Linked DNA regions of Homo sapiens: region 2 is linked to region 1. Evidence: chromatin contacts called from ENCODE Hi-C or POLR2A ChIA-PET data. All regions are on one chromosome and are shown on one strand. The core of a region is the stretch at or near the end of the contact, and the rest is flanking DNA. Distances in the headings are between cores, read along the strand shown. Region 1 overlaps SOX2-OT (SOX2 overlapping transcript). Region 2 overlaps SOX2-OT (SOX2 overlapping transcript).

Region 1 (5,978 bases), core at 2,565-5,064:
TAAAATTATACTAGGAAAGAGGAAAAAGGTTGGAGAAATCAGAAAAAGTTTCCTAGAGGAGGAGTTTGTGCTGGGTATTAACAAGTGGGCAAGATTTGCTAGGTAAAAACTAGAGAATAGGATTATGAGCTCCATGTTGCATGACTCCAGGGAACACTATTCACACTGTGTTCTGTGGTTGCAGCCTACTGGAGACCTATTCTGAAGATGTATTTTATAATGTGAATAGTGCCCTTGGCATTGTATAATGTGGCAGCCTTGAAAGAATGAGGCAAGAAAATTAGGTTGGCACTAAATTACAAAGGGCTTTGAACACTGCAGCTTATTTCATCCAGCTGGTAATGAGGAGTGTATGTAAAGTTTCTTAGTGTCCTAGGGAGTTGCATGACCAAATCAGCACCCTAGACATATTTATATAGCAACAGGATTAGACAGCGAGGAAGAGATAGTGACAGAGAGACTAATTATGACACTTTTGAATTAATGGCAAACCTGAATAAGTGTAAAGGCAGGGAAAACAAAGAGAAAGGTTTTGACCCAAGAATAATCATCAAGAAAGCCAGGCCTTGCTGACTGGTTATATGTGTGGGAGAAGAAGAGAGAGATTATCATTAGTTTTCTGACTTTTAGAGTTTAAGTGACTCGGAAAGTGGGTACTGATGTTAGAAACAAAAGTCAGAAGAGTCAGTTGGGGCCATTTTAGGCACATCAAGTTTTAGAAGAAAGTAAATCATGCCAGTAGAAATATATTTGGAAATGTGATTGGACCATGTGAACGTCCTAAGAGCTAGAGATTTTGGAGGTCTTCCAACTTGCAGGAAGAGCTGAAGTCACTGGGAGCTCATCCTGAGTCTTGCTCCAGTGATTTTTTGGGGGGTATGTGTCTGGAACTCAGATGAAATTCATCTCCAGGCTGCAGTTCTTTAAATAAAATATGTAAATCCATCCTAAAATAGAGCTTCACCGCCATCATGAGAAATTGTTCTCAATATAAATAGCTAACGCCCTATGCAAAAGGCTCGTGCATGAGTATCAATAATGTTGACAAAATTACTTTCTTAAAAAAAACTTCTATAAGGTACAATGAGTCATAAAACCTTTGCAAAGTAAGTTCATAAATATTGATTAAAGAGATGGCACAGACCAGATGATGGAGCACCATGATTCCTGGATTCTGTAATGTAATAGCAATTACTACCAGGGGTCAATCTCAGGTAAAAAATTAGATTGAAAGCCAGTATCAAAGTTGTTTCTATAATTCTATCATTTTTATATTGTATTCTATATGTCATTTATTTTTATCTTCTAAAAATGTTATTTAAATTCTAAAAATAATATAATGAGATTATATAGAATGAGAGGAGGGAAATGACCCATAATTCCTTGTAATTATTGTTACATTTACATTTTTATATTGTTGTAGTCATTGGATGCATACAATTATGCGTCCTTGTCTTTGTCCCTTAACATTGGTTTTTCTGTATATTTCAAGACAGTCTTCATAGCTATTAGTTTAAATGGCCACCCAAATAAATGCATCAAAACTGATTGAACCATGTTCTTGGTGATGGGAATTTAACTTGTTTCCACTTTTTCAAAACAAATAGTCTCTTATTCAATGTTCTTGTGACTATTTTTCTATATTTTGAATTTTAAAAAATGAATTAAGCTGCCAGAAAGGAAATTACCAGATCAAAGGAAAGCTGTGTTTTTTTATGGCTCTTAATACATATACCAGAATTCATCTCCCAAATTTTATTCTGATTTTCTCTAGTGACATCACAAAGCTACTCTATAGCACCTCTGCTAGCATTAGATATTATAATTTTTAAGTTGCTAATTTAGTATGTGAATGGACGTATTTTATTTTTATTAAAACCTAAATCTATTTTGAAGTGAATGCATTTTCTTTTGTAGCTTTTATTACGTGTGTGTAGTTGCGTATAAATCATTATTTTCCATCATAAAAGTAGTAACATGCATGCATTTCTATCTAAAATTTCAATCAGAACAATGGTGGATTTAGTGTGCATCCTTGGAGGTTTTGTGGCATGTTTTGACTTTTAAAATGTATTCATTCAACGTTTATTGAACACTTACTGTATGCCAGCCCCTGCTGCATATGCTGGGATACAAAGGGTAATAGACAAGGGGGAAAGACATTACACGCACAAGAAACAGTATTTGCAAAGGAATGTGAGGTGTGACAGAAAATGATGTTTTCATAGAACTATAGTTGCTCATTATTTTGGAGATAAAAGGCACTATATCAGTTATCCATTTCGGTGTAACAAACTACATAACAGCTTAAAACAACGCTTTTAATATTTCTCACTATTGGGTGAGTTGGCTGGACAATTTTCATTCTAGCTTTGCCTGGGTACACTCATGCAGCTGCATTCAGCTAGGAGATTGGCTGAGACTAGGCTCAGCTGGGACATCTGGGATGGCTGGGCATCTCTCTTTAAGAGCATATTCATGGAGGCTGGACCAGGCTGCACTTCTTCACATGGTGCCAACAGAGTTTCAAGAGGGCAAGCCCCAATGTGTAAGCATTTCTCAAGCCTCTGATTGTGTCACATGTGCTGATGTCCTAGTGGCCAAGCAAGTCACATGGCCAAGCTCAGCCTCAGTGTGGGAGGGAACTGCAACAGCATGGGGAGCCTGGAAGGTGTGATTCATTGGAAGTTGTTAGAAAAACAATCTCTTACAGTTACAATTAAGGGAATAATGGGCAAAGAGATTAGACACAGATGCCAGATAGCTGCAGCCCTCATGTGCTACACTGAGTTAAGATTTTTTTTGTTGTTGCTGTAGATCCTTAAGAATAACTGGAAGGGCTTCTGTAGTTTTGGAAGTATGACAGGGCTTTGTGTGAAGATGCCCTGCTCTGATTTCTAGTTTTAGAAAGATCACTTAAGCGGTCTTGCATATAGACATGAGAAAATTAGAACACAAATAAGATCATTGTAGCAGGAAGATCATGAAGAGGAGGAAATATGTTTGAGAAATATTTATTAGTAACAATAGTAAGATTCATTAAGCACCAACTATGTGCCGAAGACTTTACGTTTTATCCCACCCATCCTTATAACAATTGTTTTACACAGGTGTAACCAACTCTATTTTATAAGATTATGAAACTGAGGCTAAATAGTCAAGTAAATTCTGAGGTACTTAAGGAAAGTTTGTGGAAGAGCTGGGATGTAATCCTTCATCTATTTGATGCAAAGTCATTGGTTTTCTCACTGTCTCACAGAAAAATGAAAGGCTGGAAAGTGACAGTGTTGAATAGGTAATAGGTCAGGATGGCTGATAAACCGGTGGAGAAAAGCACATGCTTCTCTATCTTATTTATTACTCATGGGGTTAAACTTTCAGAGAGGAGCTGATGTCTTGGCTTCTGGATGCTGGGGTGGAGTAAGGAAGGGCAAAAAGCAGAAAGGAAAAGAGAGAGACTGAACATAATAGCTCAACATCTTTGACACAAACACTGGGGGTTTCTGATGCCTACTCCAGTGGCAGCAAGCTTTGAGCAACAGGACTTGTCCTGGGGAAAGTTAGCAAGTCAAGAAAGTTATTGGTATGATGCAGAGAAGATGGATAAGGAAATGTAATCTAAAATCTGCATTCATTTAGTGACTTTTTTTCTTTTAACACTGACTTCTTACTCCCCTCCTCATTTCTCCCTTTCAAATGGCTCTTTGTGGGTGAGTTACTCTTCTGAAATGCCTACTTCCTTCCTCTTTTGTCTTACTGTCTTGGTCCCTGGGGAGAATGGAAATTAGTTAAGTGTGATGGGTGTTCAGGAGGCAGGCTTTGGTCCTTGGCCAAGAGAGAACTAATTCCCCCAGGAGTAGCCAAAAGTATCAGCTTCACAACTCCCCTTCTTAGAGCTGAAAGGGTTTCTTTGTTTCTTCAATATTCCAAACCAGGGCAGTTACATGTTTTGAGAAATCCATGATTACACCCAAACAAATCTCTCAAATCTATTCAAACATCAATTAACATTTATTAAGCTGTGGAGAGGAGAGTCAGATTGGAGATACATAACGTAGAATAAAACAAAGCCTGTACTCACAATGAATGTATAAGCTTTAGGAGGATAGGGGGCCATCTTGTGCAGGAAGTTATGTCATGTAAACAATAATCATAATGCAACGCAGACTGAAATAAGCACTCAGTAGAGGTATGTAACTTGATGCTGTGAAGAGGGAGAGAAAGGAAAATTTCATGGAAGAGAAGGCATTTGAATGGGTCTTTGAAGGATGAGACGGGGTTGAGAAGAGTGTACGAGGTGGAGGGCACAGTCCGAGCCAAGCGCACATACCTGGAAAGTGCCCAGTGTGGTTGGGGAATGGCTGGATTGTAGAAGTTAAAAATAACAGAATTTTTTTTTTTGGCCAGTATAAGAAATCTCAGGGCTTTTGAAATGAGTCTTTCTTTTTCTCCAATAAAGTGTCCTCTGAAACAATGTCATTCATTCAAAAACTGTCGAAACATCACTAATCTTGTTACAGTACGTAGCTAGTCAGACATGAGCAGGGCAGGAGTGCCCACTCCCGACCCCCAACCAGAATCATTAGGTGACCATCAGGTCATGGTCAGGTGGTTGTTAATTGTCTCTCTAAAATAAGAATTGATTACAGCCAGTACCAGGGAAAGGCAGTCTTCCAATAGACAGAAAAAATCTGAAACTGGTGATCAGCAGCTTCCTGATAAGATCTCAAGAGTTGGGTGAGTGGGCACAAGCATGCTCACTAAGAGGCAAAATGGCAGAGTTTAACTGGTATATGACCCTACTCTAGAAACACTCAACTGATAAGGGAATGCCTCAAGTGAGCATGTGCCCAATTTCAGGTAACACGCTGTGCATGTGGGCCCTCCCAAGTGCCGACAGGCCACTGCACATGTCAACAGTCCACCCCAAGGGAAGAATCAGGGGAGAAGTAACACAAGACCCCAGAAGCATGCCAGCGTATAAAACCCCAGGTCAAAAAGTCAGACTGTGCACTTGATTTCTCAAGTTGCCTGCTTGGCCCTCTTCCAAGTGTACTTTACTTCCTTTCATTCCAGCTCTAAAGTTGTTTAATAAACTTTCACTCCTGCTCTGAAACTTGCCTCAGTCTCTCCTTCTGCTTTTTGCCCCTCAGTTGAATTCTTTTTTTCGAAGAGGCAAGAATTGAGGTTGCTGCAGACCTGTATGGATTTGTCACCTCTTACAATCTTAGATCAATTTATCTTGATTAGTTATATTAATGCAGGCTTATTTTTCATCTACTCCTCAAGGATGTAGCAAACAGGTAACGAAGGGTGGCACATCAAACCACGATCAGCAATTATTTGTTATCTCTGTGTACTCTGCCTGGCACATAGTGTGTAATTATGAGTATTTGTTGCCTGGATGAATAAAGGTTATGGTGTGGTAACAAGCAGCTCCAAAACCTCAGTGGTTTAACACATTACAGGTTCATTTCTTGCTCACGCTACGGGATCAGTACAGGCCAGCAGGGAGGTCTGCTCATACTAATGACTCAGAAACCCATGCCAAAGGAAGTGCCACCTTGACACATGCTCCCACAGTCATCAATACAGGGGAACAGGGACGTGGCAAATCTTCCACTAGCTCTTAACGTTTCCATCCAAAGTGACACAGGTCATTTTGTCTCACATCTCATTGTCCAAAGCAAGTCATATCACTAGACCTGACTTCAAAGAGAGCAGGGAAGATAAAGAGCATCAGAATATTTGTGAACAGCTCTAATGATCACCATACTGGGTCACTCATATGGCTGATTCCTTTAACTAAGCTTTCATCTTATATAAGCACACTTAATAAACATATTTTTGTGAATGAATATTGTGAAAATACTATTGCTTCTGTGTGCATAAGCAAGAAGCTAATTCCTATACCAGATTTTGTGTATAAATAAAATTATTTCAAAATTGTCCTAACAGAATTCTCTACTAGTCGAGCA
Region 2 (5,978 bases), core at 876-3,375, 310 kb before region 1:
TCAGTTAGAAAAGAATGAAAGTCAAGACAATACTAAAAAGTTATGTACCTCCCAATACTCTCTGGATCAAGAAAAATGTGTCTGTAAAAGTGTGAGTGCATTGGGGGTAGAAGGGAAGTGAAGAGAGTAAATCAAGAGTGACTTTCACCAGAAAAGGCTAAGGTGGGTGAATTTGTTACTTAATGGTATTGTAGGAGAGGGTAGGGGCCTTATACAAAATTAAATCAATACTAGAAACTTCTTCCAACTAAAAGTGGAATGAGGAAGGGTGAATGTAAAATGTTTTAGCCAGTGTTTTCATAAAAAAGTAATCCACTGGAATAACTGAAGATCTCTTCCTGCTTCTTGTGTCATATGTATTTTTTGGATATCAAAACTTACAAAGGATGCTCCTAACTGAAAAAAAGCCATTTCATTTTTTTTACAACAACCTGAAAGAAGAATCTGAACTGCTGTCTTCTTTCCACTGAGGGGTTTTGGGCTGAATCTAAGACTGTAAGATAGGAGTGCATCCATGAGTAGCCCAAGGTGACTAAAGGTGAGGAAACCTGAGATATCTTATTACTTGGATCTATTCAATCCCAGCCATAAGAAAGCTGAAAAATCCCTCAGTTGACCTCGCTCTCCTGTGGCAGATCAGGACGACATATTTTTTTAGGCAAGTCCGCAAAAGTTGTCTCAAAAACTGTAATGCAATGACATCCCATCTGACATAGGGAAAGGCTTCAACGTTTAACTAAAAAATGTAGAATGTGAAACGCAAGGTGCAGGGCCAAACTGACAAACTGTCTTGATAGATGAGGGAATCAGGAACCAGTAGTCTACAACTGGAAAGCTGCTTTTAAAAAAACAAACAATAAACAAACCAAAAAACACAAACAAAAGCACTTTCTGTATCCGGAGGGCAGAAACTGAGGTGACTGACCAGTGCCTCTCTAGTTGGAACAAACACACATCACCCAGACGATGCTGGGTTGTAGAAATGGCTTTCTCACGGGGTTGGGAAATTTATGGGCATTTATTTAGAGGTGGCTCTGAATTGGAAACTTTACTGTTCAAAAGCGCTCTGGAGCCAAAGCTGAACCCCATATTTTACAAGCGCAAGCCTAGCTGGGGAGATGTGGAGGGTGGGGTTTTCCCCTCACCCTCAGATTGGGACTTCGGTGAATAAATATCATTCAGCAGAAACGACCTAGATTGAGGAAGAAAAAGAGAAAGGGGAAAAGGAGAGGAGGAAAGAAGAAAGAGAGGGAGGGAGGGACGAAAGAAAGGTAAAGAGGGGAATTTACAAAAAGGGAATTAAGCGGGCTAATGGCAGAGAGGATCAGCAAGAGGGGCACCGGGACCTGTTTTTAAATCGCGAGTGCTGCTTATAAGGAAACACGATACGCACGATCAGGGTCTGGATGTTCCAGGGAGCCAATGACCACACACATCACGAGTTTCACACAGATGGCATCATGTCATGCTTTAGTTATCAACTACCGTGAAAGCTGTAGCTTCTCTTTCCTTAAGCAATCAATCACGCCCTGACTGGCCACTTTCTACCCTCTGCACGTGGAAAGAAATCGGACTCAGAAGGCTCGAGTCCCGAGCCCTCGGCCTCCCGGTGCGGGCTCTGGGAGGCCGGGGCCGCCTCTCGTGACGCGCGCGCTCCTCGCCCTCCACTGGCCGCCCGACTGTGGGGAAGCGAGGCTCCAGCAGGCGCAGCGGCGCCAGGTCCGAGGGGGCGATTGCTTCCCACTTTCTGCGGGAGGTTTAGAAACGCGGGTGCTTTTAAATACACCTGGGTATTATGAGCATGTAATCTGGCCTAACACGATTGAATTATTCACTTAGAGAAAAAACAAAACGACCCGACACCCCACTTGACGCGCACTTCGAAGAGGCCTGGGGCCGCGGCGGGGCCGACGCCCACGCTGAACGCGACCTGTCCCAGGACGTGGCTTAAATTCAAACTCTAGCTTCGAACCTTTAGCCCGAGAACGCGCGCGCGCGCGTGCGAAGAGACCTGGAAACCTCATTTTTCAAAGCCTCTAGAATAAACTTGTCAGCCTGCTCGCCGCCTCTGTCCTTTCCTGGGTCTGTGGAAACCCGAGGAGAAACGGGGGCTGAGGCTGAAAGTGTCTTGAGGGATCGGGCCCGGCTGGGTGGGTCGGCCTTGTCCAGTTTCGCTGGAGTGGGGAAGCGGAGGCGCGGGCCGGCGGGCTGGGCTGCCCTGTGCCCCCAGGAACTGCGCCACCACCCGGCCGTGTCCGCCAGCCCCCTTCCGTGCGCGTCCGGCCCCCTGGCCTAGCGCGGCTCGGGCGCGGCCCTGGCTCCGAAGGAGGCTGAGGCCCCTCCTCGGAGCGGTACTGGCCGAGTGAGTCGAAGCCCGGGCTTTCCAGGCCCCCCTTCCCCACGCGCCTTCACGGGCTCGTGGGCTGCTCCGAGGCGCAGGCGGGCGGCCAAGATCTTGCTGACTCTAGACTCAAATGCGGAAATGAATTTGGAACCGTCTGTTTTTCCGGGTGCACAGTGTGTCCAGTTGGGTTCGTTCCCCGCACCCCGTGGGCGAAACGGCGAGCCCAGGAGAACCTCTCTGGAGGGCTGGATCGTGGTTCCCTGGAGAGCGGGGAGGGTTCGGGGGTGGAAAGTCAGGAACCGAGATTGGGCCAGCAAGGGACTGGGAGACCCTCTCAGAAGAGAGCGGCTCTCAGGTCAGGAGCCACGGACCTGGAAACCTGAGGTGGGGAAGGTGACAGTGCAGGCTCGCTGGCGGCCTGTCTGCTAAGTGGCCATGTACCTAGCCAGCATGGCCTGCCTTCTCACCCTTCTCACACTTCTGGAGCTCTGAGGCTCCCTCAGTCTGTTTTATGCTCTGGGACCTGACAACAGGGACTAGAGAAGGATGTAACTAAGTGGAAATTTAGAGGTAGAAGCAAGGCCTGTGGAGAGCCTTTAAATCCATTTAAATTCCTTTGTTATATACAAAATGAAGTTATACGTACAATCGTGTTTTGTCTTCATGTGTTAAAAGTATTAATTTTAAAATGCTAAACACTTAAAATATGCCACAAATTTTGTGACCCTTTTTTTTTTTCAGTTTCTTAATTTAACTATATATCCAGTGTTTCAATAAATGGAAATATCTCTGATCTCTCAACCTCTGAATAACAGGTTACTGGAGAGAGGGGAAGGGACCATGGATATTTGTCTGGTGTTTCTCTGGCATATCCTTACCAGGACCATGCTTTGAAAATCGCTTCTTGCATCAATCTGAGATAAATTTACTAGTTTTTTGGGTAAAATATTAATATCATCTGTTGGACTTCAAGAACAATTGAAACTAAGGCCATTTTCCAAGTGTACACCTTATGCATATTGTAATTACCAGTACGTAGTTGGATCTGCTAGACTTCTATTCTCTGAACCAAAATTCACATGAGGCAACCCCATGAACACAATTGTAGACTCAGTGCAAAATCTGTACATAAAAGTTGGAAAAGATATCTCAAAGTGCAATGGTTATATTTTATTTTTCTAATTCATATGCCCAACAATAGGGAGCTGGTTTGGGTGGCTTACCAATACAGTCTTAAAGAGAGTAAGTATTATGGTGAATTTTGAGAGAAAAGGAGAATGCCATTTTGGGTTTTGGAGGTAGAAAGGAATTAATGATCCAAAGAAATTGATTCCACGAATTTTTGTTCATATCTCCCCCTCCAGCTCCTCCTCCTAACACTCTCCCTTCACCTTTGAAGAAAGGGCAACATGTCTATTTGCTTGAGAGTGAAAGAGGAAAGGAACCAATCTTTAATGAGTATCTATTATGTACCAGATACTTTCTCTTATTTACTTCTCATAATAATACTATAAAATTGGAATTATTATACTTCCCCTCACCCCAACGTCCCCTCATTACAGAATAAAGGAAGATCCAGCTAGGTTAAAGATCTGTGGTTTCACAGCTGGGAAATAATAGATATTCAAATCTAGCTCTATAACTTTAAAACCCAGTCTGGTCTTTAGAATCTGGTAGACTGAGTCCCCATAGACTCAAGCAAGCATCACTGGTTGCTGACTGTTGTGGGTACAAGAGAAAAATTTGTTATAAACAAATTTGTTGTGGGCTTGTCTTTTTCTTCTCTCCTGTCTCTGGAAGAAAGCCTCTTAATTCTGGCTCCCCTTAGGATCTTTTGGCTACGGAGAAATTGACTAAAAGCAATAATATAAAAGTCTGTGCCTTTTTCCATACCAAAGTTGGGCCTAGAGTTTAAACTCAATTTTCAGATTATAGGTCTCAATTGGCATTACTTCTAAGGCTACCCATAGGCTGGCTTGATCCAGGTAATGATTTCATGAGGACAGACTCACATAGGTCAAACTAAGTATCACTCTTAAAACTCTAGCCTCAGAAACCCAAAGGATGGGAGGGAAATATAGTAGTAGCAGAACACATGACTGCTAATTAACCTTATTAACATATGCAAACCAGTGAACATTTATACTTTATTTTTTCAGGAAGGCAATTACAATTTTTTGCCTTTTATTAACTACCTCCCTCCACCCCTGATAGTCACCTATATCGAAACTGCCCTTTAAAAGGTCAGTAGAAATTATTTTAAAACATTCAAATATAAAAAAGTATTGTTATTTTAATAGGCACTGTGAATAGTTTAATTTGTATCTTGTATTAAATTAAACATATGGTGAACAGGGTATAATAGATTTTCTATAATTTTGCTGCCAATGTGGCAACAGCAGCCAGTTACTCTCACCAGCAGACTTGTCAGTGGTTTGTTTACTAGCTTATTTGAATTAAAATAAAGCTTCGCTTCTGCTGACTGCACATCATTATCTATGAGACCATAATCCTGCTAGCAAATCCTATATCTTCCAGAACTGGCTCTTTTGTTTGGGATTACTGAGAGCTTAGCCTATAACAAAGAGGAATAAGGCATCCCTCTCATCCTCATAATTAAGTGTGGGGACTAATTTAGAAACAAACCCAGAAAGATGTACTATTTGGAGTTATATTTCTTTACAGAATAGAGGAGAAACAGGATAGGCCAAACACCTGATTGTTAACAGAATGTTTAAACTATTAAGCAAGTGTACTACAGGAATCCAGCTTGTTAAAATTAAGAGCAACAGCAAATAAGGCATTGATGGCCTTTGCACGGGGCAGTAATTCTGTATGAGGGATCTGAAGGTATGTTTGGGAAGAGGAAGTATTAGGGTGTCAAGCTGGAGAAGATGTGCTGTGTCCTTTCTCAATGCCATTTATTGTCTTCTTTCATTTTTCTAACAGGCTGCACAATTAAGAGTTATTGTTATGAGCAGAACTGTTAACATGCTGAATAAAAATAAAAACTTTTTTTATTCACTAGAACAAATATAACTTTGGAAAATTGTCATTGGAAATGGTTAACATTTTACTTCCAAGGTGCATAAAATTTAGCAGAAAGAAAATAATAGGTGATTTCCTGGCCCTTTCCATGGCTCAAAACAAACCTCCATGTATTCTTATAGCCCAATTCTATCTGTGTTTAAGGAGATAATTTTACAAACAGGATGTATATAAAAACAGCCTTCACAATCTACCATCCATGTATAAACTGATGTCTGTTAAAGAAGAGAGAAAACACAAGGGTTGATTTATCAATGTCTTCAGCATTAATTGTCACAGATGGGAATTCTGAGAACCTCTGTGAAACCAAACCAGACTCCGGCGAATTATAAAGCAGGTCCTTAGACTTTAAAAACATTTAGGCAAAGTGACAGTTCAGAACATCTGTTAGCCTTCTGTCTGAGTATAAACTAGATGTCATGGAGTGCACAGCTGTAGGCATTTTAGGCTTTTTTGCCAACATCTGTCACAGCAGTACAATAATATAGGTAATTATCAACACCTTATATAAACTGTTTGCTATTTTAATTTTTAGAAAGAGTAAAATTAGTGTTACAGTCCTTGGCAAAAATAATTGAGATGAATA

What was found. A loop is a pair of places that touch in the nucleus more often than their neighbours do. ChIA-PET counts read pairs that join two places held with the same protein, here RNA polymerase II (POLR2A).
Region 2: a loop to region 1 is called in a map of thyroid gland, with 3 times the contacts of the local background. The contact joins two enhancer-like sites. A Hi-C loop is called at or near these places in 1 of 168 maps with a recorded cell type or tissue (thyroid gland). POLR2A ChIA-PET finds 5 or more read pairs at or near these places in 1 of 52 experiments (activated CD4-positive, alpha-beta T cell).

What each region holds. Positions count from the first base shown.
Region 1 is chr3:181,381,752-181,387,729 of GRCh38, reverse strand. All of the region lies in intron 3 of SOX2-OT (SOX2 overlapping transcript), which reads right to left. Among named protein-coding and RNA genes, the nearest start is that of SOX2, 330 kb to the left of the region's middle. RefSeq lists enhancers at 2,049-2,549, 2,550-3,050. Within about 2 kb of position 3,814, at least 2 of the 41 ENCODE cell types and tissues checked have a DNase peak (open chromatin) inside an H3K27ac peak, as active enhancers do.
Region 2 is chr3:181,691,813-181,697,790 of GRCh38, reverse strand. The region is part of intron 5 of SOX2-OT (SOX2 overlapping transcript); the gene reads right to left. Among named protein-coding and RNA genes, the nearest start is that of SOX2, 17 kb to the left of the region's middle. Within about 2 kb of position 2,125, at least 9 of the 41 ENCODE cell types and tissues checked have a DNase peak (open chromatin) inside an H3K27ac peak, as active enhancers do.